2 separate regions of the Homo sapiens genome follow, and region 2 is linked to region 1. Evidence: chromatin loops called from intact Hi-C (ENCODE). Cell type or tissue: Calu3. All regions are shown on one strand. Links, peaks and the distances in the headings refer to the core of each region. The heading gives the core; the rest is flanking DNA. Region 1 overlaps CRACD (capping protein inhibiting regulator of actin dynamics). Region 2 overlaps CRACD (capping protein inhibiting regulator of actin dynamics).

Region 1 (16,115 bases), core at 3,801-8,800:
AACATCTTACTGTGTGTTCAAGAGCAAGTCCTCTGGCTCCCACTGCTGCCGTGGTCAGGGTGATGAGCATCATGCCAGTGACTTCCTCTCAAAAGGTCCGGGAAAACAAAGTCTGCAACGGCTTCAACATAAAAAGTAATAATAAAAATAAAAGCTTCACCTGAGCAAAGGTTACAGTGTGTGAGCCCTAACCATTGCTGCTGGCATGCTTATTAGCATAATCATCCTATCCATATAGTATTCCAGCAAATTGCAATGACTCATCCAGGCCTCCGCTGAGTTTCCTAAGCTCTTGACAACTTTAAGCACAGAAACAAGCCCTTCAAAACGCCCTGTATTTTGATGTATTTGCTGCCAAAGTGAGCCTGACAGTACTATGTTTTTATTCTATAACAGTCTTTTATTCCCTTTTATTTTTAGAGGCAAGGCCTCTGTCACCTAGGCTGGAGTATGGTGACGTGATCATAACTCACTGCAGCCTCGAATTCCTGAGCTCAAGCAATCTGCCCGCTTCAGCCTCCTGAGTAGCAGGGACTGCAAATGTGCAGCACTATACTTGGCTAATTTTTTTTTTTTTGATACAGAGTCTCTGTCACCCAGGCTGGAGTGCAGTGGCATGATTTTGGCTCACTGCAACCTCTGTCTCCCAGGTTCAAGCAATTCTTCTGTCTCAGCCTCCTGAGTAGCTGGGATTACAGGCGTGAACCACCATGCTTGGCTAATTTTTATATTTTTAGTAGAGGGGGTTTCACCACGTTGGCCAGGCTGGTGTTGAACTCCTGACCTCAGGCGATCTGCCCACCTCGGCCTCCCACAGTGCTGGGATTACAGGCAAGAGCCACTGTGCCCGGCGAACCTGGCTAATTTTTTATTATTTTTTGTAGAGATGGGCTCTTGCTATGGTTCCCAGGCTGATCTTGAACTCCTGGGTTCAAACTATTCTCCCTGCTCAAAGCGTTGGGATTATAGCCATTAGCCACCATGCCTGGCCCTAAAGTCGTTGTTTGGAGCCTCTGGGTAAAATCTTGGAGTTTAATTCATCTGACTCTGGGTAAAGGAAAGGAAAGAGGAGGTGGAGTAAAGGAGAAATACCAATGTGTGTTTCCTGCTGTCTTTCTAAACCCATAATGAGTTAGATCAAAGGGCTTAAATGTTTTAAGATGTAGGTAGAACAGGACCCTGTAAACCTCTGTGAGTTTTTCTTAGTGCTAAACGCATCTTCCCTTAGAATTGACTAAGCCTATTCAAAGCCTCTAGTCTGTAGCTAATGGTTCCTGGAGTGGGTTCATGGTATTTGAACCTTCTTGGGTAGGAGTGGCATGGATGGAACCCTATGGGCTATTGTTCTGTGCATCAGGTACCAGGATCAGGTTTTCGAGAACTGACCTCAAAATTTCCCATGATTTTAGGCAAATGTCAAGGATTTTTCCTCTTCTTCTCCTTTTTTCTTCCTCTTTTCTTAATTTCCTCCTCTTCTTCTTACCTTCCTCCTCCTGCTCTTCTTTTTTTAAAAAATTCCATTTTTATTTCAGATTCAGAGAGTACATGTATAGGTTTGTTACAAGGGTATATTACGTGATGCTGAGGTTTGAGCTTCGTTTAATCCAGTCACCCAGATAGTGACGAAAGTACCCAATAGGAAATGTATCAGCTCTTGCCCCCCGCTCCCTCCCTCTCTCCTATTGGAGTCCCTAATGTCTGTGTGTTCCCAAGACTTGGTTCCCACTTATAAGTGAGAACATACGATATTTAGTTTTCTGTTTCTGCATTAATTCACTTAATTGCATGTCATCCTCGCACAGGGACCATGATAATCTCCATATCGTTCCAGTTGTAGTGTATGTGCTGCTGAAGTGCTCCTACTCTTCCTCTTCCTCTTCCTTCTCCCCTTTCTTTCACTTCTTTGGTCTTATGAGATCGCTACTGATCTTTACAGATATTGACTGTTTAATTTGGGTGGAGGAGATCAAGATGATGTAGATCTTCTATGTGGAATGGGGACTTACGGCACACCTATTTACTTTTTCAGCCGTGTCTACACATAGATATGAGTCATAAGGCTGCATTCCTGTATTTTTAAAATCTTCATCAGCACACCCATGTTCATTGCAGTGCTACTTACAATAGCCAAAAAGGAGAAACAACCCAAATGCCCATTGATGGATGAATGTATAAACGTGATATGTACATACAATGGAATTATTCATTCTTAAAAAGGAAGGAAATTCTGACACATGCTACAATGTGGATGAACTTTCAAAACATTATGCTAAGTGAAATAAGCCAGGCACAAAAGGACAGATATTATATTATTCCATTTAAAGGAAGTACCTGAAATAGTAAAATTCAAAGAGACAGAAAGTACAATAGTAGTTACCAGGGACTGCGGAGAGGGGAGAATGGGGAGTTATTGTTGCATGGATATGAAGTTTAGGATGATGATAAGGTTCTAAAAGTTGATAGTGCTGATGGTTTCATTGTAATATGAGTGTATTTAATGCCACTGAACTGTGTACTTAAAAAATGTTAAAATACTAAATTTTATGTTACATACATTTTATCGTAATAAAATCTTGATCAATATTATACAAATATGAAAAAATTTATGGCTGCTGGGATCCCACTTGGTAATGACAGATTTTGTGTTTAAGAATTAAAACTGGGCTGGGCATGGCGGTTCACACCTGTAATCCCAGCACTTTGGGAGGCCAAAGCAGGAGGATCGCTTGAGCCCAGGAGTTTGAGACCAGCCTGGGCAACATGGCAAGATCCCATCTTTATGAAAAAAATAAAAACTTAGCCAGGCACGGTGGTGCACGCCTGTATTTCCAGCTACTTGGGAGGCTGAGGTGGGAGGATCCCTTGAGCCTGGAGAGTTCGAAGCTGCAGTGAGCAGAGAGACCACTGCAGCAGAATGCCTGGGCAACAGAATGCCTGGGCAACAGAATGAGACTCTGTCTCAAAAAAAAAAAAAAAACAAAGTAAAACTGGTATATCCTCTTTTGTATAACATTTGCAATCGTGGGTGAACTGGAACCCTCTTAATGCTCCTTTCTTGTCGTGATCTAGCAGCCACCATTCATATAATGTCATTTTCTCTAAGAAATCCAAACATCTGTAAACACTGTATTAAGCCGTGTCAATAGGAGCCAGGAGCTTGAGCTCTGGTTTCTGTTTTGATTGAGTCTCTCTCTTCACTTTGCTGGGCCTCAGCTTCTCCATCCATAAAGACTTGGGTCTTGGACTCCATGAGCACAGAGGGGCCCTTTCTGCAGTGGCTGTTGGCTGTGTGAGGGCTGTCCCTGTCATCGCTGATACAGTACACTGCCTTTTGCTGCTTCCAGTTTACTCGTAGAGACTCACTAGAGATGTGAAGAGCAGCGCTCCAGGCCTCCAGGCATAGGTGCAGAGAAATATTGGCAGGCAGAGTGGAATGCAGGCTCAGAATAGGTCTGCGAGCTCAGGATTTCCAGTCTTCTGCATGAGTTTTTACATTGTCTTTGAAGGATTTCTGAAAGTGAAAGCACAGGCGATGTTATCTGTTAAGGTTTTTGCATTTTATCTTCCTCCTAATCTGGACTTTACCTCACTTACAAAATAATATAGCACAGAGCCCGGGGGATGAGAGTAACAAAGAAATAGAAAAGATAGGAGTTCTGTGGGAAGATTGATGAATTCATGTTAAGTATGCAGAAACAGTGGGAAAGTCACTCCACTGTAGCTGGAGACACATGAGGAGAAGAAGAGAGTATTGGAGTGAGGCAGTTATTAAAGGTAAAGCCAGAAGAGCAACCTCAGGCTGTTCTCCCATCAATGTCTTTGGAAAGATAACTGCAGGAGGCAGTGAAAAGTAGAGGGGCAAGTCCAAAAGCTGGTATCTTTGGGCTGATTAGAAATGCCTGATGAAATGTTTCAAAGCCCAACCTGTCTGTCAATAAAAATAATATCAATGACAACAGCAAATCAGGACAGAAATGTAGAAATGACAGTTAAAACATCTCAGCCATGCTCCTTTGTACATGTACATAGGAGAGCTGACTGCCTTCTAAAGCCCCAGGAACTTCTGCTCTTGGGACCTCCAATCCAAAGGGACCATTTTTCTGGCCTCTGTAAGTCGGGGCTGTGATTCTTTTCTAGGCTTATGAAAACTGTGAAAACTGTTGCTCAGATACCAGTGCTGTTCTGAACTTCCCAAGTGGGCCTTTCTTCCTGTCTTTGTAGAGTTGGCTTTTACCATGCGTGCTTTGCATTTGACTTCAAATCTTGTTTAAATTAAAATGATTGTTAAATGACTATATTGACAATCCTCCAGTTGAAGGTTTAAAATCTGTGGGATTTTAGAGGTCTTTATACAGCTCTTCTCACAAGCAAGAGGCTGCTCTGGTTCTCAGTAGCAGAAGAGAAGGTTCCCACCTGGCAAGTCCATTTTCTATCATTTGAGCAGAGAGAGAGTGAGGGAAAGTTGCAGCATTGAAGCTGAAAGGCCCCTCTCTCTTGGTTCCCTCTTAAAAGGAAGCAGGGAGAGGTGGAGTTGGCCTGCTTCACAATCAACTGCGAAAGGTCTTTAAATGTCAAGAATAAAGAAGTCCGGACGAACTCTGCTAAGGTACAATTTGTGGTAAATTGCCTCTCCACCTCCCAATCATGTAATTTGCACTTCCCAGATGGTTAAGGACCATGGTTCCACCAAGCTCTGTGTTCATTAGAACATGGTTTCAAGCTGAGATCTCCACGCAAAGGCTATTCAGTTTCAATTCCAACCCTGCCTCAAATTTTGGAACTTTGGGCAATATTTTTACCCACCTCAGCTTCCCCTTCAGAGAACAGGAAATAATCTACATTGTAGAGTTGTTTGGAGCTGGAACTGGTAACCATGCTCACCAAAGATTTAATATTAGATTTAATATTATACAAATGCTGCCCTCTTTCTCCTGCTCTCACCACATGACTGACATACCTGCCCCCATTTTGCCTTCTACCATGATTGTAAGCTTCTTGAAACCCTCACCAGAAGCCAAGGAGATAATTGGTGCCATGCTTATATAGCCTGCAGAACCATAAGCCAGTTAAACCTCTTTTCTTTATAAATTACCCAGCCTCAGATATTTCTATGCAGTAACACAAAAATGACCTAATATAGAAAACTGGTACCAAAGAATGGGGCATTGCTATAAAGATACCTGAAAATGTCAAAGCAGCCTTGGAACTGGGTAACAGGCAAAGGTTGGAAGAGTTTGGAGGGCTCAGGAGAAGAAAAGATGAGGGAAAGTTTGGAATTTCTTAGAGACTGGTTAAATACTTGTGACTAAAAATGCTGATAGTTATATGGACAGTGAAGGCCAGGCTGATGCGGTCTCAGATGGAAATAAGGAACTTACTGAGAACTGGAGCCAAGGTCTCCTTTGTTGTACTGTAGCAAATAAATTGGCTGCATTGTGTTCATTCCCTAGGGATCTGTGGTAGTTTGAACTCAAGAGTGGTGACTTAGGGTATCTGTTGAAAGGAATTTTTAAGCAGCAAAGCATTTAAGATGTGGCCTGGCTGCTTCTAACAGTTTACACGCAGATATGCCAAGGAGGGGGACCTTAGGAAATAACCCAGGCTCTCAGTTGAGGCTCTGGGAGGACCACACCCTAGAAGTGGAGGCAAAACAGAAGTAGTCTGAGCCTTACAAAGATTTCTAACCAGCCATGAATTAGCTCAGTCTTTGATTGGATTGAAGTGATGTGCTTCTTTGCTGTTTGAAGCCTTCAAGAAGATCAGGTGAGTCCTCTCTGGAAGGAGAGAACCCAGCCTCTAAATTTTTTTTTTTTTTGAGACAGAGTCTTGCTCTGTCGCCCAGGCTGGAGTGCAGTGGCACAGTCTCGGCTCACTGCAACCTCCACCTCCCGGGTTCACACCATTCTCCTGCCTCAGCCTCCCGAGTAGCTGGGACTACAGGCGCCTGCCACCACGCCCAGCTAATTTTTTGTATTTTTAGTAGAGACAGGGTTTCACCGTGTCAACCAGGATGGTCTCCATCTCTTGACCTCGTGATCCACCTGCCTCGGCCTCCCAAAGTGCTGGGATTACAGGCGTGAGCCACCGCGACTGGCCACCTCTAAAATTTTTGAGGCATGATGTGTGAAGTCTAATTAAAAATTACCAAGCATCTAAGAAACAGACCACAAGAAAAACAAGATAATAGACAGAGACCTAAAGGTGACCTAGATGTTGGAGTTTCAGATAGACTTTCAAATAATTGTGATTAATATATTCAAGAATATAGTTTACAGGATGGAGAATTTCAGCAGAGAACTTAAATTTATTAAACAATTAAGTGGAAATTTGAGATCTAAAATATACTTCTGAAATTAAGAACTCAGCAGATTGGACTTAAAGAGAAAATTAGTGAACTGGAAGCAGGTCCATAGAAATATCCAGTCTGAATCATATTGAGTAAAAAGAATGGTAGCTATAATAATGAGAATAAAAGTTATGTGGCTTGTAGTTAAAAGGGTTTAACATGGGAGGATCAGAGAGAGATTAGAGGAAAAATGGGGCACAACAGTATTTAAGAGATAAAGGCTGAGAATTTTCCAAAGCTGATGAAAGACATCAAGCTACAGATTTTAGAAGCATTGTGTAACCCAAGCTGAATAAATTAAAAGAAGCTCACACCCTGCTACACCAGAGTAAAACTGCTAAAAAACAAAGATAAAGAGGCTAACTTTAAAATCAGCTATAAATGAAAGATAGCTGTATTAGTGTGCTCTTGCACTGCTCTGAAGAAATACCTGAGACTGGGTAATTTATAAAGAAAAGAGGTTTAATTGGCCGTGATCCTGCATGCTGTACAGGAAGCATAGTGGCTTCCACTTCTAAGGAGGCCTCAAGAAGCTTCCAATCATGGCAGAAGGCAAAGAGGGAGTGAGGTGTTTCACATGGCAGGAGCAGGAGCAAGAGAGAGCAAGGCAGGAGGTGCTGCATGCTTTTAAACAACAGGATCTTGCAAGAACTCACTCACTACCATGAAAATAGCACCAAGGGGATTATGCTGAACCGTTCATGAGAAATCCATCCCCATGATCCAGCCACCTCCCACCATTGGAGACTACAATTTGACATGAGATTTGTCGGGGACACAGATCCAAACCATATCAGTAGATCATGTGTCTTTTCAAAGATGCAGTAATACAAGCTTATCTACAAAAATTCTATGCTTCAGGTGTTCAGGTGTTCAGGTGTGGTGGCTTATGCCTGTAATTCCAGCACTTTGGGAGGCTAAGGTGGGAGGATTGCTTGAGGCAGGAGTTCCAGACCAGACTAGGGAAGATGGCAAGAACTCATCTCTACAAAAAATTTTAAAAGTAGCCAGGTATGCTGGCATGAGCCTGTAGTCCCAGCTACTTGGGAGACTGAGGCAGGAGGATCCCCTGAATCCAGGAGTTCAAGGTTGCCCAGCAGCTATGATTTAGCCACTGCACTCCAGCCTTGGTGACTGAGACCCTGTCTTAAAAAAAAAAAAAAGAATCAGCAGTCATGTTATTATAATTGATAAATAAACTTAGCAAAGTCTCTGGTTATAAGATCAATATATAAAAATAAGTTACATTTTATATCCACTAATTAAAAAATTAGAAAATAGAAATTTTAGTCTATACCATTTACAATAAATTCAGAAACACCAAATATATAAGAATAAACCTATCAAAATATGTACAAGACCTCTATACAGAAAACTTCAACACATTTGTTAAGAGAAATTAAAGATGATATAAATACATGAGGAGTCAGCCCATGTTCATGGATTAAAAGATTCAATATTGTAAAAACATCAGTTTAAAAAGTTATAGATTTAATGCCATCTAAAAGCAATCTCAATAGTATATTCATGTATGTGTATATGTATAAATTTATGTAGAAGCCAGGTGTGGCGGCTCACGCCTATAATCCCAGTACTTTGGGAGGCCAAGGTGGGCTGATCACTTGAGGCCAGGAGTTCTATACCAGCCTGGCCAACATGGCAAAACCCCATCTCTACCAAAAATACAAAAATTAACCAGGCGTGGTGGTGGGCACCTGTAATCTGAGCTACTTGGGAGGCTGAGGCAGGAGAATTGCTTGAACCCAGAAGGTGGAGGTTACACTAAGCCGAGATCATGCCACTGCACTCCAGCCTGGGTAGCAGAGCAAGACCTTGTCTCAAAAAAAAAAAAAAAAAAAAAGTAAAAAGAAAAAAAAGAAAAGAAAAGAAAGAAAGAAAAAAACCCAGAAAACCAGAGCTGAAAAACTTAAACTACTAGATATCAAGACTCCTTAAAAAGCTACAGCAATTAAGATAGTGTGTTATTGGTATAAAAACAGGTAAGTAAAAAAAGTAAAAACAAAACAACAACAACAAAAAACAGACAAGTAGACCAGTGGAACAGAGGCCAGAAAAAATTATAATATAGACAGTTACTTAATTTATAGCAAATTGCTCATTGTCTTCAAACCTTAGTTTCCTTGTCCATAAAACAGCCTTACTAACAGTGCCTACCACATAAGTTTTAAATATTATATATCAAAAAGATTCTGATATTATGTTAAAGAGGTTAGCATATATGCAAGATACATCACAAGTGTCCAATAAAATTTAGCTAGGATAAATGTTACCACTGTGACCACCACTATTATAATTACTACTACTGCTATTATTACTTTTCATTTTCTCTATTTTTCAATATGATCATCTGGAAGTGAGTAATGAATGGACATCAGATCTTTGCCGGCAACAGGAATGTTTGGAGTTCAACACCAAAGAGCAGGAGAGTGCCAATTCTTAGCCTATGTGGAAAAATAAATCAGGGGGATAGACTTCATGACGCAGTCAAGGTTGACTTAGAAACTGGAATGGAACTTAGCCTAGCACTGGTGTATTCTGTACACACAACTGTGAGAAATTAGTAAACATATATATATATATATATATATATATATATATATATATATATATATATATATGCCCTTTGCAAAAATACAATGTAGAAATGAAGTCATTTACCCCTTCTCTCAACTGAGTCATAACCAGGGATCTGAAAAAGAAGTTTAGACAGAGAATATTCAGAAGTGCGATTCCACAACTTCAAATGAAAAGTTTATTTCATAACATTTTTAGGTGAACTTGGAAGCTCAGTTTGTGACATAGGTCCCAGGTTCTTTGAGGACAGGGAGATCATAACATATTAATCTCCCTGCATGTTTCCTAAAAGAGTGCCTCATATTTCATAAAGGGAATTGCTGCTATATGGTGCCCTGGGTTATTTAGCTGAAGACGTATGCCTTATTCTAGCTATTTAGTGTCTTCAACCCTCTCACAGTCCAGGCCCCATGGCATCTGCACCGTCTTCCTCTCCCATACCCTGTGTCACTCATGATGGCAATACTATATGACCTTCTACCACTTTAAAATATGGCAGCTGGCTGGCATGAGATTATTCTCAGCAGATCTGAGTTCAGTTTCTCACTCTACTCCTTCAATTTGGATGTCTTTATATAAGTTATTTACTCTCTGAGTTTCATCTGTCACAAGATGGTGATGATGGGGATTAAATGAGATAATGAAAGTAAAACTCCACACAGTTTTTTTTTTAAATCAAAGTAAGGGTTGATGTTTATAATAATTATTATTATTGCCTAAGATCACATAGCCAGGAGGCTCACATCCAAGTCTTTCATTTGTAAACCTCGCACACTTTTACACCGTGCTGCCTGTAATTTAGCAAACTAGATGATAAAATTTGGTAATTAGTCTTCCCAACTGGGTCTAGACTTGGGCAGATAACAAGTACAGCTGCCCCAGGACCTTGCCCACTGCATTCTGTAATTCAGTTCGGAGGCACTGCCTGGGAACACCTGCCCCCAACGCTGGCTATTCTTTCATGCACTTGGTCACTGAGAAAACCCCAGTAGGGGCCCCTTTCTGGGGAGGGGAAGGAGGAGGTTGTGCTCTCTCTCCCCTCCAAGTGCTGCCTGTGTTGCCTGGCATTGTGGCAATGTGCATGCCTTGCTGCTCTTCCTGCCCCTGTGAGGAGCTGGCAGCCTCAGTGTGTACTCTTTCCCAGAGATAAGTTAGTTTCCAAGATCAAGTAGGGAACAGTTTGCTTCCTTACTGCTATCTTACTCGCTTACTTCTGCTGCTTCCTCTTTGTGCATTTCTTTTTTTTTGTTTGTTTTTTTTTTTTTTTGAGACTGAGTCTCGCTCTGTCTCACCTAGGCTGGAGTGCAGTGGCGCAATCTTGGCTCACTGCAATCCCCGCCTCCCGGGTTCAAGCGATTCTCCCATCTGAGTCTCCCAAGTAGCTGGGATTATAGGCGCCAGCCATCATGCCCGGCTAATTTTTTTGTTTTTGTTTTTGTTTTTTTGGTATTTTTAGTAGAGACGGGGTTTCACCATATTGCCCAGGCTGGTCTCGAACTCCAGACCTCAGGTGATCTGCCTGCCTCTGCCTCCCAAAGTGCTGGGCTTGGCATGAGCCACCGTGCCTGGCTGTCTTTGTGCATTTCACACGGCTTATACCTCATTGTCTGGTAGAAGTCCAGACTTCCTCCAAGTCCAGACTTTCAACTAAAAAGTGTTTTAGCTGGGCTTAGTGGCTCATGCCTGTAATGCCAGTGCTTTGTGAGGAAGCCAGGAGTTCAAAACCAGCCTGGGTAACATAGCAAGACCCCAGCCCTACAAAAAATAATATAAATTAGCTGGATGTGGGAGCAGATGTCTGTATTCCTAGCTACTCTGCAGGATCACTTGAGCCCAGGAGTTTGAGGCTACATTGGGCCATGATCACACCACTGCACTCCAGCCTGGGCAACAGAATAAAACCTTGTCTCTAAAAAATATAAATAAATAAAAATAAAAATTTAAAAAGTTTTTGTTGGATACCAGCCACCTATAAGGTGTTCCATATATGCAAAGCCTGTCAGAATGGCCCTAACACAAATGTCTCCCATTTTCCCGAAATTGCTAAAGCATTTATTGTCTCTATCAACAATTCTCTAGTCCTCTTCCAAAGTCTTTGTTTGGGATGTGTACATCTTTCTTCCAGTTTGGTTGTCATCTGAAAGAAAGAAATCCTTGCCTCTTACTTCTAGATTTGCATGTTACTTAATAAATTCTGGTTGGCAAGACTTACTGGGACAAAACTGATAGTGACAGCTCAGCTGGAGAAAGGCTCTTCCAATTAAAAGTTCTGCAGTGCCTTCTGTCTTGGATCCTATACAAATAAGTAACTGTCTTTGTGTTCTCACGGTGAATGGCTCTGAACCAGGGCTATGTAAGAGATGGGGACCCTTTTGTCTACCCAGCTCCTTGGCTGACCCCCAGCAGACAGGGACACAATGCTGAAAGTGCTTGCCGAATGAGACTGGGAATGTGGGTGGAGTCCCTCCAATCAGGAATAATGGAAAACTGAATTGCCAAAAGAAATTTTATCCTAATAAAATGAAGCACATGATTTACCTTCCAGGTCCTTCAACTATTCTATGGGAACCCGGGCATTTTCCCATGACAGTATTTTTATCCCTGATGGGGGAGCAGAAAGTGAGCAGACAGTTCAAGCAATGTCACAGGACAACATCCTGGGCAAAGTCAAAACTCTTCAGGTAAGACAGCTTGAGAGTGGAATTACGAGCCATAGGAGGGGCCCAGTTATGAAGGGAAGTGGGAAAAGTCCCGAGCTTGGCCTTGAGTAATGGATTGGGAGGTCCAGAGGTCACTCCTGGTGAGAATTATTGCTTTCTTGAATTCAACTGTATTCTCTGGAAACCTCCTGCCTACCTGCAAGAGCTACACTATCACCACTGCAGCCATCTGCATGACACACCCTCTCCTTTTCTTTCAAATTGTTCCCTCATATTTTACTGGACATGAAAACAAGTACCCAAGAGAAGCTGCAGGACTTGGGGCCAGGCGCGGTGGCTCAGGCCTGTAATCCCAGCACTTTGGGAGGCCGAGGCGGGTGGATCACTTGAGGCCAGGAATTCAAAAGCAGCCTGGGCAACATGGCGAAACACTGTCTCTACTAAAAATGCAAAAATTAGCTGGATGTGGTGGCACACACCTGTAATCCCAGCTACAAGGGAGGCTGAGGCAGGAGAATCACTTGAATCCGGGAGGCAGAGGTTGCAGTGAGCCGAGATCATGCCACTGCACTCCAGCCTGGGTGACAGAGCAAGGCTCTCTCCCCAACAACAACAACAACAACAAAAAGCTATAGGACTTGGATGAGAGGAAGAGTTCCTAACCGTTAAGCATTGCCCATAATCCCTGAATCAGGGCTGACTGTTGACTGAGCGTGTGCACAACACATATCCACTTTCCGAGTCTCTGTAATTGGACAGTGAATGATACGACTCTATTTTTCTGTTGTATTTGTAAATCTCGCCACCCTAAGCCACCTTGTCTCAGAAGAAAATCACAAAGCTCTTAAGCCACTTCCAGTTCACTCTGCAGAGTGGGGCAGTTTTCCTACCTAAAATCTACTCGGGTGGTACCTCCCTAACAATGAAAATATAATAAATAATTATTCACTACATATGATTGAAATGACAGATAATACAGGAAAAGCAAGAAGAGCAGAGGCACTTAGAGCCTGACTATGAGGTCTGCCTAGCTGCTTGGCAGATAGAATTCTCTCATCTGGCCAGGCACAGTGGCTCACTCCTATAATTCCAGCACTTTGGGAGGCCGAGGTGGGTGGACTGCTTGAACTCAGGAGTTTGAGACTAACCTGGGCAACATGGTGAAACCCCATCTCTACCAAAAATACAAAAGTTAGCCGGGCATGGTTGTGCATGCCTGTAGTCCCAGCTTCTCAGGAGGCTGAGGTGGGAGGATGGCTTGAGCCCAGGAAGCAGAGGTTGCAGTGAACTGAGATTGCACCACTGCATGCCTTCCTGGGTGATAGAGTGAGAGCTTGTCCAAAAAAAAAAAAAAAATTCGCTTACCCAAGAGAAATGCCCAAGCAAGCACTTCTCTGAGGCTCTCCAGCTAGCTGCTTGGAGGGTCTCCAGGTTATGAACAGAGGGCTCTGGTCTGCTGGCTTCCACCTGTCTGTAAGTCTACAACAATGGATTAAATGAATGAATCAATAAACGAGCAAAAAAAAAAAAAGGAAAAGAGAACAACTGCCCTCAGTAGCTACTGATATGCTGAAGCACTGTACTCAGTAGAGATCAGCAGGAGATCGAGACCATCCTGGCTAACACAGTGAAACCCCGTCTCTACTAAAAATACAAAAAATTAGCTGGGCGTGGTGGCAGGCGCCTGTAGTCCCAGCTACTCAGGAGGCTGAGGCAGGAGAATCACTTGAACCCGGGAGGTGGAGGTTGCAGTGAGCCAGGATTGCACCACTGCACTCCAGCCTGGCGACAGAGAGAGATTTCCTCTCAAAAAAAAAAGAAAATTATTTGTGAGGTGTTCTTGTTTCTATGGAGCGTAGGCTGTGTATTTTGTGATATTTTGTGGAAATTGTGTCTGGTCACATATTCCACATAACACCCAGCTAAATGTAGCATGTGGCAGACAGGGAAGTAGCCAAGAGACCTTGGAACGACACCCAACTTGCCTAGGTCTTGATGCCTGCTGCCACCGCTGCCCAAAGCCATAGTCCTGCCCTCAGGGCCAACCCCCAGACATGTCCTTCAAATCTTAGCATTTCCTAACTGGCTTCCATTCTTGGTTCTAGCTGGCCGTGCTCTAACACTTTTTATAGAAAAAGCAAGCTGTGACTTCTTATAGGTTGAAGAAGAGGGAAGTATGGTGATGGCCAAAGAAAACCTTGACCCCCCTCCTCCTTACCTTTCCTTCTTCAAGTCTTTTGATTCTTGCAATATTATTCCTAAGAAGTTGTGAACTTCTGGTTCATTGGATCCCCTTTCTAAGAGGAATGACTTACAGATTTCAGTTCACAAAACAGCTGTATTTTATGAGAGCTTTTTAGGAGTTTTTAAAAAATCAGATAAAAATCTCTTGTCTTCAATGATACCTGCTCTGTCACATCATACCACATGCCACTGCCACGCCAAGAAGTGGATTTAGTGTTGTAAAAAAGTATACTATATAATTCTGCAGTATTGGAAAGATAGAAACCCAATAAAAATATTTCTGTTAACAGTAAGGCGTGATTTTAAATAACCTGATGTCATAATTAATAAAATGTAAAATGACTAACTTCCCCGAAGTGACAATTGCATAAACACAGGAAGAAAAATGTGAGTAAAGCAGAATAACTGTTTAATTTGTGTGCGCTCATTTTGACAATATCTATTCAGATGAAGTCTGCCTAGTTTTGCTTCCGCTGCATGGATTCACAAGCTTCCTTTCAGCTCTGTAGTTATACTTTTGAAAACATAAAAGGCTTTGTTCATTCTTTGAGGAGGGAAATGGGGACCATTATCATAGAAAATGTGATTTTTTTTTTGGCGTGACTTGAGATATAACTGAATCATCCCCAAAAAGACTGTGCTTTATTTTTCAGTCGACTAAGCAGTATGTTCCTGGTAAGTCGTAGAAGTGATAGTAACTTTATTAACTTGCATGAATGCTTTGCATTTTTCCATGACAACGTGATGCTGGTATTGATGCTTAGTAAGCAGCCTAAGAGACCGCCCCCTTGTAGATGCCAGCATGGAATGAGAGAATTTAGTTGTGTCTGAGGCATGTATGTTTTTATGTCTGGAATTGTCTTTGTGTATGTGTGTATGTTTATTTTTAAAAAGAGAGAAGTAATGGAAAACACCTATTTGACAGTGTATGTCCTGGCAAGCTGATTAGCCACCATTATTAAGACATTCTTCTGAGATGAGATGTCTACTGGAGTGCCTTTTTTCTCTGTGGCTTAAGAAACTTCCCAGCCCTTCGAGTTCCTAGAGACCCACGGAAGGGTGTCTGTCTGTAATGCCTGCCTTTGGAAAGGCTGCCCTCTAGTGCCTGCACATGGTGGGCTCACCGAGAACTGTCTTAGTTTGCAGGTTGGTATCTCTCCACGGAGTACAGAAGAACTCAATACAGCAAAAACCAGCCTCCCCTTTCCTGAGTAATGTGAATCTACCATCTGCCACAATTTCTGTGGCAGATTTAAAAGAAAAAAATCACTATTTAAAAGAAAAATCACCATTTTTTTTCTAAAGATAAAAATAGTGCACGTGCAGAGTGAAAACAAATTTTAATATATGGGGCAGTTATAGGGACAAAACCAACAGTGGTGTCCTTTGTGAGGACTCTGTACATAACAGAGTCGCTCTGTGGCCAGTAGTGTGAATACCATTTGAATGAGTGACAGAATGCAGTGGAATATAAAGCCAGCCCCACCTGGCTGTATGGCTTTGGGTGAAGTCGTTCAACCTCTCTGGCACTTTCTCCTCCTGAAAACTAAGGGGCATGCACACAAGGGGTGATCTCAGGGCCCCTCCTGCTCTTAAGATCTGCGATCTCTATACAATCACTATTGAACTGCTGTAGCATGGAGCGGCTTCAGAAGCTTCGCACTTCGTTGCATTTCAGCTACAATGACCTTGACATTCCCTACAGCTGCCCACCAGCATGGATCAGGGAGGGTGCCTGTTTGTGTAAGATCAGACCGGGCTGTGAGGTATGTACCAACTGGTGATAAAACTCAGGGGTACCACAGTCTGAGGCTGCAGGTAATTGTTAGGATTATACCACACCTTTGTCAGGAAATGCTTAGTCTGTTTGTACCACGGATTATCTGGTGTAGGAGGGAACACCGCCATCCTGAGTGGCTTGTATCTCCCACCGAGCTGGATTTCACTTACAAATACCAAAGTCATACATTCGGGGATTTTGACACCTTACTGCAGCTGTCAAGGACACAAAGAATAAACACCCGCTCTTAGCCACTTCTTCCTAGAGCAGGATGTCTTTAATTCTGTATGCTTTTTCTTTTTTTTTATTATTATTCATTTTAACTATGGAGATACCTGTAGTTTGCTCAAAAAGACAGCAACTTTACTTATTTATTTTTTTCTGCTTTGCTCTTTAGACATAGTCTGAAGGATAGGAAAATCTAGACACTGGCAGAGAGCTGCAGAATATGGTGTGCTCGGCATTTCCACATTGTAGGAATAAGCCTTAT
Region 2 (16,115 bases), core at 4,908-9,907, 76 kb before region 1:
AAAAATTTTTTCAACTTTTTATATTTTAATTTTATCTACATTCCTTTTATTCCTTCAATTTGAAACAACCTTTAAGTAACTTAAGTAACCTTTAACTAACTTCAAACTGGACAAACTTCAAACTAGGCAACTCTAGTAACTTCGCCTAGACAAATTTTTTTTTAACAAACATACATTTTATGCCTTTATAACTTCCATCATCAAAAGCATATCTTGCTTTTATATACTATACAGAATTGTTTTTCTTACATCTAGTTGTTTTAATTACATATATTAACTACATGAACTCTTTAACCCTAGTTTTTAGTGAAATCCCTAGGAAGTAATTTTGAACTGTTTTATATCAGTATTTGCAGATAAAAATTATTAAATTATTCTATAAATTTTAGAAAGATGTTTCTTCCTATATTTTATTAACAGACGTAAATATATTTAGCTTCTCTATACCATACAAAAATAAGATGCCAAACTATATAAACTTAAACTTAGGTTTGGTAATTAATGTTTTAATATTTTTTAACTTACAAATGACTCCCATTTTATGATTATGCTTTAACATAACATCACTTTAAGATTTAAAATTACTGAAAAACATTTTGAAAGTAGGACACAGGTACCCTCCCTAATGTCTTTTCCAGTCCTCCTGACTCACAGGTAGTCACGCAGCATCCAAGGTGGCTATGAAGGGCAGGGCTTATCTGAGTCCTGAATTTACATGCCAGGAGAAGAGCTCAGGACAGAAGACAGAGCTGTGAGGTCGATGCCCTGGAGGATCCAACCCCTCTCAGAATATCTGGGGCCAAAGCTCAGGCAGGAAGAAGGGGTCATAATGGGCTTGACTCTGACTTGTAGCTGCTGGTTGAGGCACTGAGAACGTGTTTCCAGACTTCACCATGGCTACCTATGCAGAACTCTTAATTCAGAGGCTAAAAACTAGAAACACAAGATCACAGTCAAATCAAGCAAGTATAAAATTATGTTTAACAGATAATTTTGAAACCATTCCTATTTTTAAAAATACCTTAACCTTTATTTTAGGTTCAGGGATATATGTGCAGGTTTGTTATATAGGTAAACTCGTGACTTGGGGGTTTGTGTACAGATCCATTCCTGTTTTAGCAACAATTTAAAAACTAGCTATATTTACCACATATAATCACATATGCATAACATGTATAGACATAACAGACACATAGACAGAAGCAGATCTTACAGATTTGTAAGATTCCTCATTTGCCACTTTTCAAAGTTTCTTCCCACTGTCAATCTCTTGATTACCTCTTTTATGCTTAAAACAATTGTTAGGGAGGCAACTCTAAGTTTGCAGCTTTAAAGAGAGGACACAGGCAAAACAAGGTAAAAGTTTACATCTCAAAGCACAGAACTTAGATTTAAACAAAGGCAAGGTTTGTTAGGTAAACATTAATCCATTGTCTTCCCCATAACTAAAGTTCCTAGTAGTTTAGGTTTAGAGACAGAGATACCCTTACAAATGAAGATTTCCTTTATAGATGTAAATTTCTTTTACAAAACGATTTGAAGATTGCCAGTTAGATGAGTTAAAGGTGTATTTGAGTTCTATAGGTGGTCTCTTTAACTTAGCTGTAATTACTGAGTTTAGGGTGGTGCCCATTAAGGAACAGAGCAAAGGAAGAGTTCTCCATGCCTGGTCTCTGCATGTATAGATCTGAAAAAGAAGCAAGCTCACTTTACCCTAAGGGCTACCTTTTATGAACACTTTATCTAGAATAAAGCATTTTATTTGCCTTTCTTGAAGAGTCTTTAAAAAATATTAAAAATATTGAAATCTTTTTAGACACTTCTGCATATCAGTAGGCATCCCTAGATGAGACTAATTTGGGAGCCCTCGTTTTCAAATGCATTTCTTCAAGTTCAATGTTGTGCATTTGTAACATTCCATTGTAATTTTAAATGACCTTTAGTAAGATTTTGCCATTTCTAAAGCAATTACTGCTTCCAGGGCCTACTATAATACTTATGTCAGAGGCATTTGGACCAGAGCAACTCCATCTTGAATAGGGGCTGAGTAAAATGAGGCTGAGACTGACAAAGGATTTTTCCCAGTCACTTTGCAAGCTGGGAACCTCTGGCCAGCAATGCCCCTGCCCAGGCCTAGCTTGGCCATACTGCCTCCTGCAGGAGGAGGCCTGCCCACTCCGCCTGCCCAGGCCATGCCTGGCTTGTGCACCAGCTCAGCCCATGGCTGTTCCAGGTGTGCCCCAGCCTGCCTTTGTTATAGCCTGTACCCAGCTTTGGCAGTTCCTGAGTTCTTGTCCCACATCCAAGAAGAATGAGTATACGCTGACAATTGAAGAGTTAGGAAGGTAGAGAAGAATTTTATTGAGCAAGGAAACAGCTCTCAGCGGAGAGGGGATGTGCAGGGGTCAGCCACCCATGGTCGGGTGGTTTCTCCCCCAGTGCAGCTGAGTCCGGGGCTTTTATGGGCTCACAATTGGGGAGCGCGTGCTGATTGGTTTGTGAGTATGCAAGAAAGGTTAAAACAAAGGCACAACTAAATGTGGGCATGACAGTATAAAACACCAATTAGGGAAGGATAGGTATGTGTAAAACAGGGGAAGGATGGGGATTAATTAGAGGAAAGCATGACAAATGGGAAGACAGGCTCTCAATCTGGTCCATGGATTTGACTTGTAGCTTGGCTTTCAGGCTTTAAACTGTCTTTGGCCTGGAGGTGGGGTTTCACTGGGGACCTGCCCCAATCTGCCTAGGTATTTGAGTGCCTCCTGCCACTATCAAGACCTGCTGGGCTGTATCCCCAGGAGGCTATTCATTTTTAGTCACAGGATGAGCTAGGAGGTTGGCACAATATACAGGTCACAAAGACCCTGCTGATGAAATGGGATGCAGTAAAGAAGCCAGCCAAAACCTGCCAGAACCAAGATGGCGATGAGAGTCACTTCTGGTCATCCTCACTGCTCATTATATGCTAATTATAATACATTAGTATGCCAAAAGACATTCCCATCAGCACCATTATAGTTTACAAATGCAATAGCAACATCTGGAAGTTACCTTATATAGTCTAAAACAGGGAGGAACCTGCAGCTCCAGGGATTTCCCACCCCTTTCCTGGAAAACACATGAATAATGTACCCATTGGTTAGCATATAATCAAGAAATAACCGTAAAAATAGCCAACCAGCAGCCCTTGGGGCTGTTCTGTCTATGAAGTAGCCATTCATTTACTCCTTTACTTTCTTAATAAACTTACTTTCACTTTACTCTGTGGACGTGCCCTGAGTTCTTTCTTGTGCAAGAGGCAAGCACCTTCTCTTGGGGTCTGTATCAGGACCCCTTTCCAGTAACACTTCCACATGTAAATGTAGGCATAGCTGGACAGTGGAGTAGTTAATTCTTTTGAAATTATGGATCTCATTTTTACCTTGAATCTTGGCTTGGGCTCTCAGATCCCCTTGATCAACTTAGCCAATGATTTTTCCCTACCAAAGTACACACAAAAAAAGAAACAAAGGGGGGAGAACACAAAAATACCTGCAGATTTCCAAAGCCTAAGTTTGCCACCCCTGCAATATTGCCATTTACTACCAGTTTCTGTCTGACCCAGTTAGATATCTAAGGCCTATAAATGGATCCAAGCCAGTTAATTATTGGATCCAATCTGATCCTGGACTTAGTCCAGTTTCTGTCATGACTTCCAAACCCAGTTTGCATCAGAAGTTTGCTCAAACAAACTCAGAGAACTCACAACACAAATCTGTGGAGTTTTGGAATCCAAGAGAGAGCTTACCGTGCCCCAGTTGCTGCACAAAAGCAGTGGACACCATGGGCCTAGCAGGTAGCCTGTCTTGGCCATTCAGTGCTCCTGGAGGTCTCTGTAAGCTCCACTTTGGATCTCACTTCAGATGCCATCTGTTAAAAGACAAACCTTAGACAAATTAAAGAGTTTAATTGAGGCCGGGCACAATAGGTCACACCTATAATCCCAGCACTTTGGGAGGCCGAGGCAGGTGGATCACCTGAGGTTGGGAGTTCAAGACCAGCCTCACCAACATGGAGAAATCCCATCTTTACTAAAAATACAAAATTAGCCAGTCGTAGTGGCGTATGCCTGTAATCCCAGCCACTCAGGAGGCTGAGGCAGGAGAATCGCTTGAACCCGGGAGGCAGAGGTTTCAGTGAGCCAAGATCACGCCATTGCACTCCAGCCTGGGCAACAAGAGTGAAACTCCACCTCAAAAATAAAATAAAATAAAATAAAAGAGTTTAATTGAGCAAAGAATGAGTCTTGAATCTGGGATCACCTCCACTTCCACAGCCCCTACACCCCCAATCCCCAGGCCAGAGTACATTCAGAGAGACTCCAGTACAGCCACATGTTGGAAGATTTATGGACAGAAAAAGGAAAGTGACATTAGTAAATGGAAATGAGGTGCGGAAACAGCTGGATTGGTTACAGTTTGGTGTTTGCCTTATTTCTGGATTGGTTACAGTTTGGCATTTGCCTTATTTGAACACGATTTGAATAGTTGGTCACCTTTGATTGGCCAATACTTGGTGATTAGCAGAAGAGTAGGTTATGCTCTGTTTACACATATAGTTAGGTTACAGTTTACTATGGAGAAACCTTTTGGCTGAATTTAAAATATGTAAGGAGGCAGCTTTAGGCTAAACCTAATTTAACAACTGAATGACCAACTGAAATACGTTTTTAGGAGAACATCCAGTAAACCTGAAGATAATAAGAAAGCCTGAATGGTCTCATTCAGGGTAGAAAGGGTGAGAAACAGATTGGTAAGACTCAGGTAATTTTCTCCTTGCTGTGAATTTCTTGTCTTAGTCCATTCAGCTGTTTTAACAAAATACCATCCTGGGTGGCTTATAAACAACAGAAATTGATTTCTCACAGTTCTAAAGGCTGGAAAATCCAAGATCAAGGCACTGTCAGATTTGGTGTCTGGTGAGGGCCTGCTTCCTTGTAGATGGCCATCTTCTCACTGTCACTCCACATAATGAAAGGGGTGAGAGGGCTCTCTCAGATTTTTTTTGTAATTAAAAAAAAATAACAAACCTGCACATGTATTTTTTTATTTAAAAAATATAGGCCGGGTGCGATGGCTTACGCCTATAATTCCAGCACTTTGGGAGGCCAAGGTGGGCAGATCATGAGGTCAGGAGATCAAGACCATCCTGGCCAACATGGTGAAAACTCATCTCTACTAAAATACAAAAATTAGCTGGGTGTGGCGGCACTTGCCTGTAATCCCAGCTACTTGGGAAGCCGCGGCAGGAGAATCACGTGAACCCGGGAGGCGGAGGTTGCAGTCAGCTGAGATTGCACCGTTGCACTCCAGCCCGGGCAACAGTGTGAGACTGTCTCAAGGAGAAAAAAAAAAGAGACATATCGCACCACTGCCCTCCAGCCTGGCGACAGAGCTAGACACTCTCTCTCTCTCTCTCTCTCTCTCTCTCTATATATATATATATCAAACAGTTATTTTTTTTTAAGAGACAGTGTACTGGCCAGGCACAGTGGCTCACGCCTATAATCCCAGCACTTTGGGAGGCCAAGGTAGGCAAATCATGAGGTCAGGAGTTCGAGACAAGTCTGGCCAACATAGTGAAACTCCGTCTCTACTGAAAACATAAAAAATTGGTTGGGTGTGGTGGTGTGCGCCTATAATCCCGGCTGAGGCAGGAGAATCATGTGAACCCGGGAGGTGGAGGTTGGAGTGAGCCGAGATCGCACCATTGCACTCCAGCCTGGGCAACAGTGCAAGACTCCATCTCAAAGAGAAAAAACAAACAAACAAAAAAAGAGACAGCATACTGCTCTTTCACCCAAGCTGGAGTGCAGTGGCGCAGTCATAGCTTACTCTAACTTCAAACTCCTGGGCTCAAGCATTCTTCCCACCTCAGCCTCCCAAGTAGCTAGGACCACAAGCACATACCACCACACTCAGCTAATTTTTTTAATTTTTAAATGTTTTTGTAGAGATGGGGGTCTCACTATGTTGCCCAGGCTGATCTTGAACTCCTGAGCTCAAGTGATCCTCTCACCTCAGCCTTCCAAAGCATTGGGATTACAAACGTGAATCACTGTGCCTGGCTCATATGTCTTTATAAGGACACTAATCCCATCCATGAGAGCACTGCCCTAATGACCTAATCATTTCCTGGAGGCCACACCTCCTAATACCGTCACCTTGGCAGTTAGAATTTCAGCATATTAATGCTGGGGCAACATAAATATTTAATCCATTGCACTTGTGCATATGATTGAATTGGCAGTTTATCATAATGCATATTTACTGCCTTGTTTTACTTTATCTTTCTTTGTATCTTGTCTCTTCAACTGGACTATGAGCTCTTGAGAAACGAGTCTAAGTCTGTCACCTGTTTATGCCCCTGACAGTCTCTAGCACAATGTTACACATAGAGACAGCATAATAGATATTTGTTGATTGCCTGATGTTTGCTCACTGAGTAGTATTACTATCCTCAATTTATCTTTTGGATGCTGAGGTTGAAGGTGACTAAGAGAATTGTACCATTCTTCCGGTGGTTCTAAATGCATTATTGATTAGTAACAGAATTGACTAGCATAAATGGCAGTTGAGGATTTTCTTCCTCTCTTTTATCTTGTGTCATTTTAGCAGAAAGTGAAGGACGATTTCCAAGCCTCCTAAGCTGCATGATAAATAACTGCTGGATAAATTAATATGCTCTTATAGATGAGAACAAAACAAGGGACCAGGTCTGGCTGTCCTGATTTTGCTTTCCTTGTTCAGCCCACTGACGGGAGTAGCCCTTGCTCTTGGTTCAGGTCCCAGCTCCTCCCTTGCTTGTCTGTAGCTGTGGGTGAGTCATGGCAACCTTGCTGGCCCTCCCTTTTCCAATTGTAAAAGAGAAATGCGTTGCCACCAGATGATGTCTTAAAGCGCCTCCAACTTCTGGAATGGAAGACCCTCTGGAAACACAGAGCTGTGTGGTTGCAGGAAATGGGCTCTTTGCATGATAACTAACTCATCTTCCTCTCTCCCCCAACCAGATTTCCTGCTGAGGTAAGTAATGTGGAGTGGGTTTTTTGTTCTTTTTCTTCAGCCTTCTGTTCCTTTTGTGTATGTCTGGCCTTGTAAATATGGTGAATAAATGCTATAATTATAACCCTTTTTGACAGCTCTGTAATTTAATTGTAATTCATTCTGAGCATCTATTTAAGACAATGATGTGTATTGAAGATACAGCTGTTCCAATCTCATCTGCTAAACTGACAGGCATCGGTTGGAATCATAGTCCCAGTAACTGTAGGAACTTCCGATCTATTCAAGACCAAATAGAGGGATACACTCTCTGTGGGGTGTGTGTGTGTGTGACTGTGTTCCATATCCTGGTTTGGCAAAAGTGGTAATGTAGTATTTGGAGAGAAGCGGCATTTAAAATCGGCCTTTGCAAAAATATGAAAATTATTCTGAAGTAGAAAATGTCAGGCCGGGCGCGGTGGCTCACGCCTGTAATCCCAGCACTTTGGGAGGCCGAGGCGGGTGGATCATGAGGTCAGGAGATCGAGACCATCCTGGCTAACAAGGTGAAACCCCGTCTCTACTAAAAATACAAAAAATTAGCCGGGCGCGGTGGCGGGCACCTGTAGTCCCAGCTACTCGGGAGGCTGAGGCAGGAGAATGGCGTGAACCCGGGAAGCGGAGCTTGCAGTGAGCCGAGATTGCGCCACTGCAGTCCGCAGTCCGGCCTGGGCGACAGAGCGAGACTCCGTCTCAAAAAAAAAAAAAAAAGAAAAAAAAAAAAAAGAAAATGTCTCAGGTTTACTTTTTGCAGAAAGCTAAGCTGAATATTTTTGATTAACATTCAGAGGGGTCCCTCTGTAAACCTGGAATTGATTCCTGGTAGCACTGGCTGGGGGTCATTGCTCATCAGATGTCCGAGTTTCCTAGGGATGCCCTAACAAAGTACCAAAAACTAGATGGCTTCAACAACAGACATACTGATTATGTAAACCAAGAAGTATCTGAGGCAAGTCTCAATCAATTTAGAAGTTTATTTTGCCAAGGTTAAGGACATACTCATGACACAGCCTCAGAAGGTCCTGACAACATTTGCCCAAGGTGGTTGGGCTTCAGCTTGGTTTTATACATTTTAGAGAGACATAAGATATCAATCAATACATGTAAAAGTACATTGGTTCAGTCCAGAAAGGGGGAGGTGGGGTGGGAGGGGGAGGGATTCCAGGTCCTAGGTGGATTCAAAGATTTTCTGGTTGGCATTTGGTTGAAAGAGTTTATTAAAGACCTGGAATCAATAGAAGGGAGTGTCTGGGTTAAGATAAGGGGCTGTGGAGACCAAAGTTCTTCTTATGCAGATGGAGCCTCCAGATAGCAGGCTTCAGAGAGAATAGATTGTAAATGTTTCTTATCAGACTTAAAGAGTCCGTTCTGTCAGTATTAAAGTCTCTGTTTTAATGTTAATGCTGGTAAGCTGTGCCTGAATTGCAAAGGGAGGAAGGTATAAATAATGAGGCATATTTGACCACCACTTTCCCTCGAGGCCTGAATTAGTTTTTCAGATTAACTTTGGAATGCCCTCGGCCAAGAGGAAGGGTTCATTCAGTTGGTTGTGGGAGCTTAGGATTTTATTTTTTGTTTTACAATTGTGTCACAGCTATGGAGGCTAGAAATCCAAAACCAAAGTGTTGGCAGGGTTGGCTCCTTCTGAGGGCTGTGAGGGAGAATCTTCTTCTTGCCTCTGTCCTGGCTTCTGGTAGCCTTAGGTGTTCCTCGGCTTGTACATGATGTTGTCCCTGTGTCTTTACGTTGTCTTTCTCTAGGTGTGTCTTTGTCTCCCAATTTCCCCTTTTTACAAGGACATCAGCCTTATTGGATTAGGGCCACCCTACTGACCCCATTTTAACTTGATTACTTCTAAAAAGACACTGTCTTCAAATAATGTTACATTCTGAGATAGTAGGGGTGAGGACTTCAAGATACCTTTTGGTGGGGGACACAATTTAATCCCTGTCAAATGTCTGCTTGAATATGAAGGAATTTTCTTCTTTTCTTTTTTTTCAAGTAGAGACAGGGTCTCACTATGTTATCCAGGCTGCTCTCAAACTCCTGGGCTCAAGCAGTCCTCCTGCTTTGGCCTCCTCAAGTGCTGGGATTACAGGAGTAACCACCTCACCTGGTCTGCTTTCTTTCCCTCCCTTCCCCTCCCTTTCCATCCCCTCCCTTTCCTTCCCCTGCCTTTCCTTCCCCTCCCTTTCCTTCCCCTCCCTTATCTTCCCCTCCCCTCCCCTCCCTCATTTCCTTCCCTTCTCCCCGCTTCCCTTGCCTTCTCTTCACTTCTCCCCTCCTTCCCCTCCCCTCCCTTCCCCTTCCCTTCCCTCTTTTCTTTCTTTTCTTTCAACAGGCTCTCTCTCTGTCACCCTGGCTGGAGTGCAGTGGCATGATCATAGCTCATTGTAACCTCAAACACCTGGCCTCAAGCAATTCTCTCGCTTCAGCCCCACAAAGTGTTAGGATTACAGTCATAAGCCACCATGCCCAGCCTAGAAATTTTCTTCCTATGACTGCAAATAATTTCAGTCCCAAAGGCTTTTAGATGATTGCAGGAAGAATCTCACAAGAATTATTTATTTCATAATGATATTGTTCTTCTCATTTATTTTGGGCTATAACATAGAGCAATACATTTACCATCTTTCTTGCTATTTGGCCAGGTAGTTGCAGAGTAGCCTGTTGTGCCTTTTGACCTTCAATGCCCTGAATATAGCTTACAGAATGTGAGATGTTATGAAAGAATCTATAATGGGGGACCTCAGAACTTTCTAACTGGTAGATGAATTGAAGATGGACTCATCTAATTGAAGATGAATAACTTGCCTCTTCCCCAACCCCCAGTTCTCTTCTTACCTTACTTTTACTCCCTGTTGCAAGAGGGAGTTTGAATATAATTCAAGAAGATGCTCCTAGTAACAGGAAATTCCTTCATTTGAGGATTCTGGTGGGCTAGACCACAGTAGGTTATGAAGCAAATTTGAGAACAGTAAGATTAAGGAAATGGAATGGAGATAACTCAATGTGATAGAAATAACAGTGAAATGAATATTAGGTTTTGTTCGTTTGTTTGTTTGTTTGTTTTTGAGACAGAGTCTTGCTCTTTCGCCCAGGCTGGAGTGCAGTGGTGTGATCTCAGCTCACTGCAACCTCTGCCTCCTGGATTGAAGCGATTCTTGTGCCTCAGCCTCCCGAGTAGCTGGAGATTACAGGTGCATGCCACCACACCCAACTAACTTTTGTACTTTTAGTAGAGATGGGGTTTTGCTACGTTGGCCAGGCTGGTCTTGAACTCCTGGCCTGGAGAGAACAGTCAAATTGTTATTTCAGCCTCCCAAAGTGCTGTGATTACAGGGGTGAGGTACCATGCCCTGCTGAAATCAATATTAGGAAAACATCCTGGTCAAGGTTATGCAACTCATGTGATCTTGGAGAAGTATATTCACCTTTTGTTTAGTAAGTGTTCATTGTGAGCATTGGGTCACTAGGTGATTTCTCAGATACCTTCTAGCTTAAAGTCCCATGATTTCAGGGACAGTTAGACAGTAATGATTTAGGTCAATGCTTAAATGTGTGTGTTTAGTAAGAAGTTGTAAAAGGTGTTGGGTAAGATATTTAATATAATCTATGAAAACATAAATGACCATTTGGTGCATTCAGGCTTACAGTATAATACTGCAGGCAGATAATATGAAGAAACTAATTGGGAGTATTTGGTTGAAAGAAATACAAGAAAGGAAATAAGATTATATTTGATTGAAAGAGGAAAAAAGGAATAAAATCACTCAGAAACTTACCTTTGGTAACGTAGGCAGGGCAGTGGTCTGGAGGGCCAGTTACACTAGCTCCTTCACTGCAGCTTTGATCAGCAACCATACCTGTATTCTTATTACTGATCAAGTGTTTTTCTGCAGCCAAATTCTTACTTTCACCATAAGCTGAAATACTCCTAAACACAGAAGAAAAAAAGATTAGACTGAAGTCCTTTGTTTTCTGGGAGATTAGCACAGGGATCTAATTAGGGGAACTTGTGATTTCCAGTCTCTGCTCTTGTAACCAACTGTTGCCTCTCCCTAAATAAGCTTGTGGAACTTCACTCTGCTCACTAGGATATGAGACAGTGGGATTTTCATTGGTGTATGCCCAAGGATAAGTTGGAGTTCTTTGAAGGAGTCAGATAGCCTGCTGGGGCCTGCTGGAAGAACGGTACAAGCCTCCCTGCAGCTGTTGGTGTGCTGTGTGACTAATACAAGATGTTGATTTCAAGGACCATCTGGAATGGAGGCAAACCAATAAATTCATTTTAGCGGACTGGTAAAATTCTTTGCAAGCCCGGCTTTTGATTTTTTTTTTTTGGAATTCCATTCTTTGAAGTTAGAATTCTTTGGGGAAGGGGTTGGGTTGACCATAAGGCATGATCTTTCATTTATTCACTACTGACTAGTACAAATAATAATATGGTACACTGTGACATGCAGTGTATTATAGCCTTGAACAAAGGACTGTGGGCATAGTGGATAGCAAAATTGATTAGTCCTAATAGGGGAGCACAGTCCCTGGTAGTTCTGCTTGTGACAAGTGAGGGCAGGCTTCCAAAAGGATATATCATTTAGCTGGATCTTGAAAGATAGATAGAAAGTAAAAACTCACCAGATGGAGAAGTGAAAAGAAGGTCCAGGTAGAGAGAGAATCATGTACAAAGAAAGCATTTGGTGTATTCAGAATCCAGCGTCCTTGGGGTTTGGGATTTGTAGTGAGGAGTGGTAAGCCAAACCCCTGGAAAGAGGGTAGGTTAGGGCTAGATTATGAAAGATGTTGAATATTGTGCCAAGCTAGGGAGTTGAACTTGATCCTGTAGTTAAGAGGGAGACACTGTAAATTTTGAAGCATGATCAGATCCGCATTTTAGAATGATCAACCCGACAGCCACATGAAGAATGGATTGGAAAGTACAAAATTGCAGTCAGGAAAATGAATTTGGAAGCTATTGAAATACTTCACGGAAGAAAAGCCACAACAGTATGTTTGGTGTACATATTTGTTATTAAGGGGAAAAAAGAATATAAGTTAAGATTTTCTTGTAAATGCATACAAATATATTGAGAGGTTCACATAAAACAGCAGTATTTTGAGGAAGGGGAAATTGGCTTGAGGAATGGGGTAGGAAGAAGAATTTATTACTAATACTCCAAAAGCAAATGCAGCAAAAACCAAAATAAATAAATGGGACATAATTAAACTGAAGATTTTCTGCACAGCAAAAGAAATAATCATCAGAGTAAACAGACAACCCACAGAATGGGAGAAAATATTTGTAAACTATACATCTAAGAAAGGACTCATATTCAGAATCTGCAAGGAACTCAAACAAATCAGCAAAAAAAATTAAAAAATAAAATAAAAAAACTCCAAAACCCAAATAATCCCATGAAAAAGTGGGCAAATGACATGAACAGACATTTCTCAAAAGAGGATGTACAAATGGCCAAGAAACATGTGAAAAAAGGCCCACTATTACTAATTATTAGGAAAATGCAAATTAAAACCACAGTTCACCACCTACTACCTTACCCGAGCCAGAATGGCTATTATTAAAAAGTCAAAAAACAGTAGATGTTGGCATAGATGTGGTGAATACAGAACACTTTTACACTGCTGGTGGGAATGTAAATTAGTACACCCTCCATAGAAAACAGTATGGAGATTGTTTAAAGAACTAAAAGTAGATATACCATTCAACCCAGCAATCCCACTACTGGCTATCTACCCAAAGAAAAAGAAGTCATTATATCAAAATGATGCCTGCACGCATATGTTTTTTGCAGCACAATTCACAGTTGCAAAGATATGGAGCCAATCTGAGTTCCCATCAACCAATGAATGGATAAAGAAACTGTGGTATATATACATATCACAGAATACTACTCAGCCATAAAAAGAAATGAAATAATGTCTTTTGCAATGACTTGGATGAAGCTGGAGGCTGTTATTTTAATTGAAATAACACAGGAATGGAAAGTCAAATAATGTATGTTCTCACAAGTGGGAACTAAGCTATGGGTATGCAAAGACATACAGAGTGGTATAATGCACTTTGGAGACTCTGAAGTGGGGAGAGTGGGAGGGAAGTGAAGATTAAAAACTACGTATTGGGTACGGTGTATGCTACTTGGGTAAGAGGTGCACTGAAATCTCAGAATTCACCACTATATAATACATCCATGTAACCAAAAACCACTTGTACCCCAACAACAATTGAAATAAATATATGTAGACATATAAGGTAAATAAAAATAAATTTAAAAGAATTCACTTTATGCCTTTTTTAACTTTGAATTTTTTCACCTCTGGGAATATCTTACCTGTTTAAAAATTAAATTAAAGGGCCAGGCGTGGTGAGTCATCCCTGTAATCCCAGCACTTTGGGAGGCCGAAGCTGGTGAATCACTTGAGTTCAGGAGTTCGAGAACCTAGCCAACATGGTGAAACCCCATCTCTACTGAAAAACAAAAACAAAAACAAAAACAAAAAAGCACCGCAAAAATTAGCTGGGCATGTGGGTGGTGTGCGCCTGTAATCCGGCTACTTGGGAGGCTGAGGCAGGAGAATCACTTGAACTTGGGAGGCTGAGGTTGCAGTGGGCCGAAATCACGCCATTGCACTCCAGCCTGGGTGACAGAACAAGACTCCGTCTCAAACAAACAAACAAAAAAATTAATTAATTAAATTAAAGAAATAAAAGTTAAGAAACCAGTAAACTTAAAAAAAAAAAAAAGCAGCAGATCTTCACCTTATAATGGCCATGGTAAAATCTCCTGAGTAGAAGTTCTTGAAGATGTTGACAGTAGGCAAGAGATAATGAGCACCTGAACTAAGGCAGTGTGGCTTTAATCTCTTTTTAAACCACAGGTTCATCTCTTTTTCGTTTTTCTTGATTCTTTTCTCTTTTTTTTTTTTCCTAATAACACCTTGAGTTTGTTCTCTTGAGTCTCCCACAGTCTGGGTTTTGCTAGTTGCATCCCTGTGGTGTACTTTATAAATGTTCCTCTGTCCTCTTTATTTTATGTAAATTGGTAGGGATTGAGGTGCTTTCAGATTTAGATTAATTTTCCCTTTTCAAGACTATTTCATATGTGGTGTGTTCTTCCATCAGGGACAGATCATGTCAGGTTGCCTCATTTTTGTGGGTCTTCTAGTACTTTTATGGTTTCATTTTTAATATTTTAGTCTTTGTTCCACTTGGAGTCTATCCTGGTGTCTGGTGTGAGTGTGGTTCCAACTTTTTCTTTTCCAGTTGGCTGTCCAGCTGTCCCAGCAACACTTATTGAATGGTCTTTCTCCACTGACTTAAAATGCCATTTTTATCATATATGAAATTCTCAAATGTATTTGGTCTGTTTTCTGGGCCTTCTGTTCTATTCCATTGATTTACCTGTCTATTCATACAACAGTTTCACACTGTTTTAATTGTTACTGTTACTATCTTTTTAAATTTTTTTAGACAGGGTCTCACTCTGTGCCCAGGCTGAAGTACAGTGACGCAGTCTCAGCTCACTGCATCCTCGAACTTATGGGCTCAAGTGATTCTACCACCTCAGCCTTCCAAGTAGCTGGGACTACAGGCACTTGCCACCAGGCCTGGCTAATTTTTTAATTTTTTGTGGAGACAGGGTCTTGCTACATTGCCCAAGCTGGTCTTGGATTCCTGGCCTCAAGCAATCCTCCCTCCTTGGTTTCCCAGTGTTGGGATTACAGGTGTGCACCACCAGGCCTGGCCTGTTTTAATTGATGAGGTCTGTAAAACATCTTAATATTTGACAGAGCTAGTTTCTTTTTATTACTCTTTTTTTTTCAGAGTTTTCTTCGCTATTTTTTTTTATTGGAATTGCATTTGATTTCCAAGTTAAGAAGAATGACATCTTTATGATGTCAGTTTTTCCTATCTGAGGCCACACTATGCTTTTCCATTTGGTCACTTGTCTGTCCTTTAAAAATGACTTGAAATTTTGTTCATGTATCACCTTCACATTTCTATTAAGTTTACATCTAGGTCTTTTGTTGTGTTGGCTGCTATACTTGAGGTCTTTTCATCCATTATATCTTCTGTTTGTTACTGGTGGAAGCCATTGCTTCACATTGATCAGGCTTACTAAATTTTCTTGTGTTTTAATAGTTTTTCAGGTGATTATCTTGAGTTTTTCATCATATCATCTGTACATAGTGATGGTTTAATCTAGTTAATTAGGAAAATGCAAATTAAAACCACAGGGAGGTACCTACCACCTTGCCCCAGCCAGAATGGCTATTATTAAAAAGTCAAAAAACAATAGATGTTGGCATGGATGTGGTGAAAAGGGAATGCTTACACATGGCGGGTGGGAATGTAAATCAGTACAACCTCTATATTGTATAGTCTTATATTGACCTAATTTCTTTCTGTTTCTTTGGCTTAACCATGTACATACTTAATCCTGCTTCAAACATGTTTTTTCTTCAGTTGCTAGTTCTAGTTTACCACATAGTGTCTTTTGGCTTAAAGCCAGCTCTTCCAGCACAAGACTGCTCCTGGAAGCAGGTGACCTCACTATCTCCCTTACCTTGAAGCTGGGAGCCAACCCTTTACCCTGAAGTTGGGAGCCAACTGTCCTCAATTGGTAAAAGATCTGGAGAGGGTTGAGTGTCAGAGGATACAAGCCTTAGCCCATGTGCCCTTCAGTGTCCACCTGAAGTCTTCACTCTTTGGTCTCCACACACTTATTCTTGCAAGGAGATTAGCTCTTCATTTGTGATCTTCTCTCAACATGGTTATTTATTTATTTATTATTTTGAGATGGTGTCTTGCTCTCTTGCCCAGGCTGGAGTGCAGTGGCACGATCTTGGCTTACTGCAAAAACCTCTCCCTCTCGGGTTCAAGCAATTCTCCTGCCTCAGCCTCCCGGAGTAGCTGGGATTATAGTACGTACCACCATGCCTGGCTAATTTTTTTGTAGTTTTAGTAGAGACAGGGTTTCACCATGTTGGCCAGGCTAGTCTCAAACTCCTGAC

Evidence for each region. A loop is a pair of places that touch in the nucleus more often than their neighbours do. Peaks named below come from ENCODE experiments on the same cell type or tissue, not always from the same donor. Only the 100,000 strongest peaks of a DNase experiment are listed, where the experiment ranks them.
Region 2: it touches region 1 in a loop (3.0-fold over the local background); 2 of 110 quality-filtered maps call a loop at or near these places.

What each region holds. Positions count from the first base shown.
Region 1 is chr4:56,286,728-56,302,842 of GRCh38, forward strand. CRACD (capping protein inhibiting regulator of actin dynamics) reads left to right here. Exons shown (of 11, transcript NM_001393381.1): 4 at 11,487-11,622. The coding sequence starts at 11,503. It also overlaps the pseudogene RNU6-197P. Among named protein-coding and RNA genes, the nearest start is that of AASDH, 93 kb to the right of the region's middle. In Calu3, for the core only: no CTCF peak of the experiment used is centred there; no DNase peak of the experiment used is centred there.
Region 2 is chr4:56,209,210-56,225,324 of GRCh38, forward strand. The region is part of intron 2 of CRACD (capping protein inhibiting regulator of actin dynamics); the gene reads left to right. Among named protein-coding and RNA genes, the nearest start is that of CRACD, 170 kb to the left of the region's middle. In Calu3, for the core only: no CTCF peak of the experiment used is centred there; a DNase peak (open chromatin) is centred at 6,842.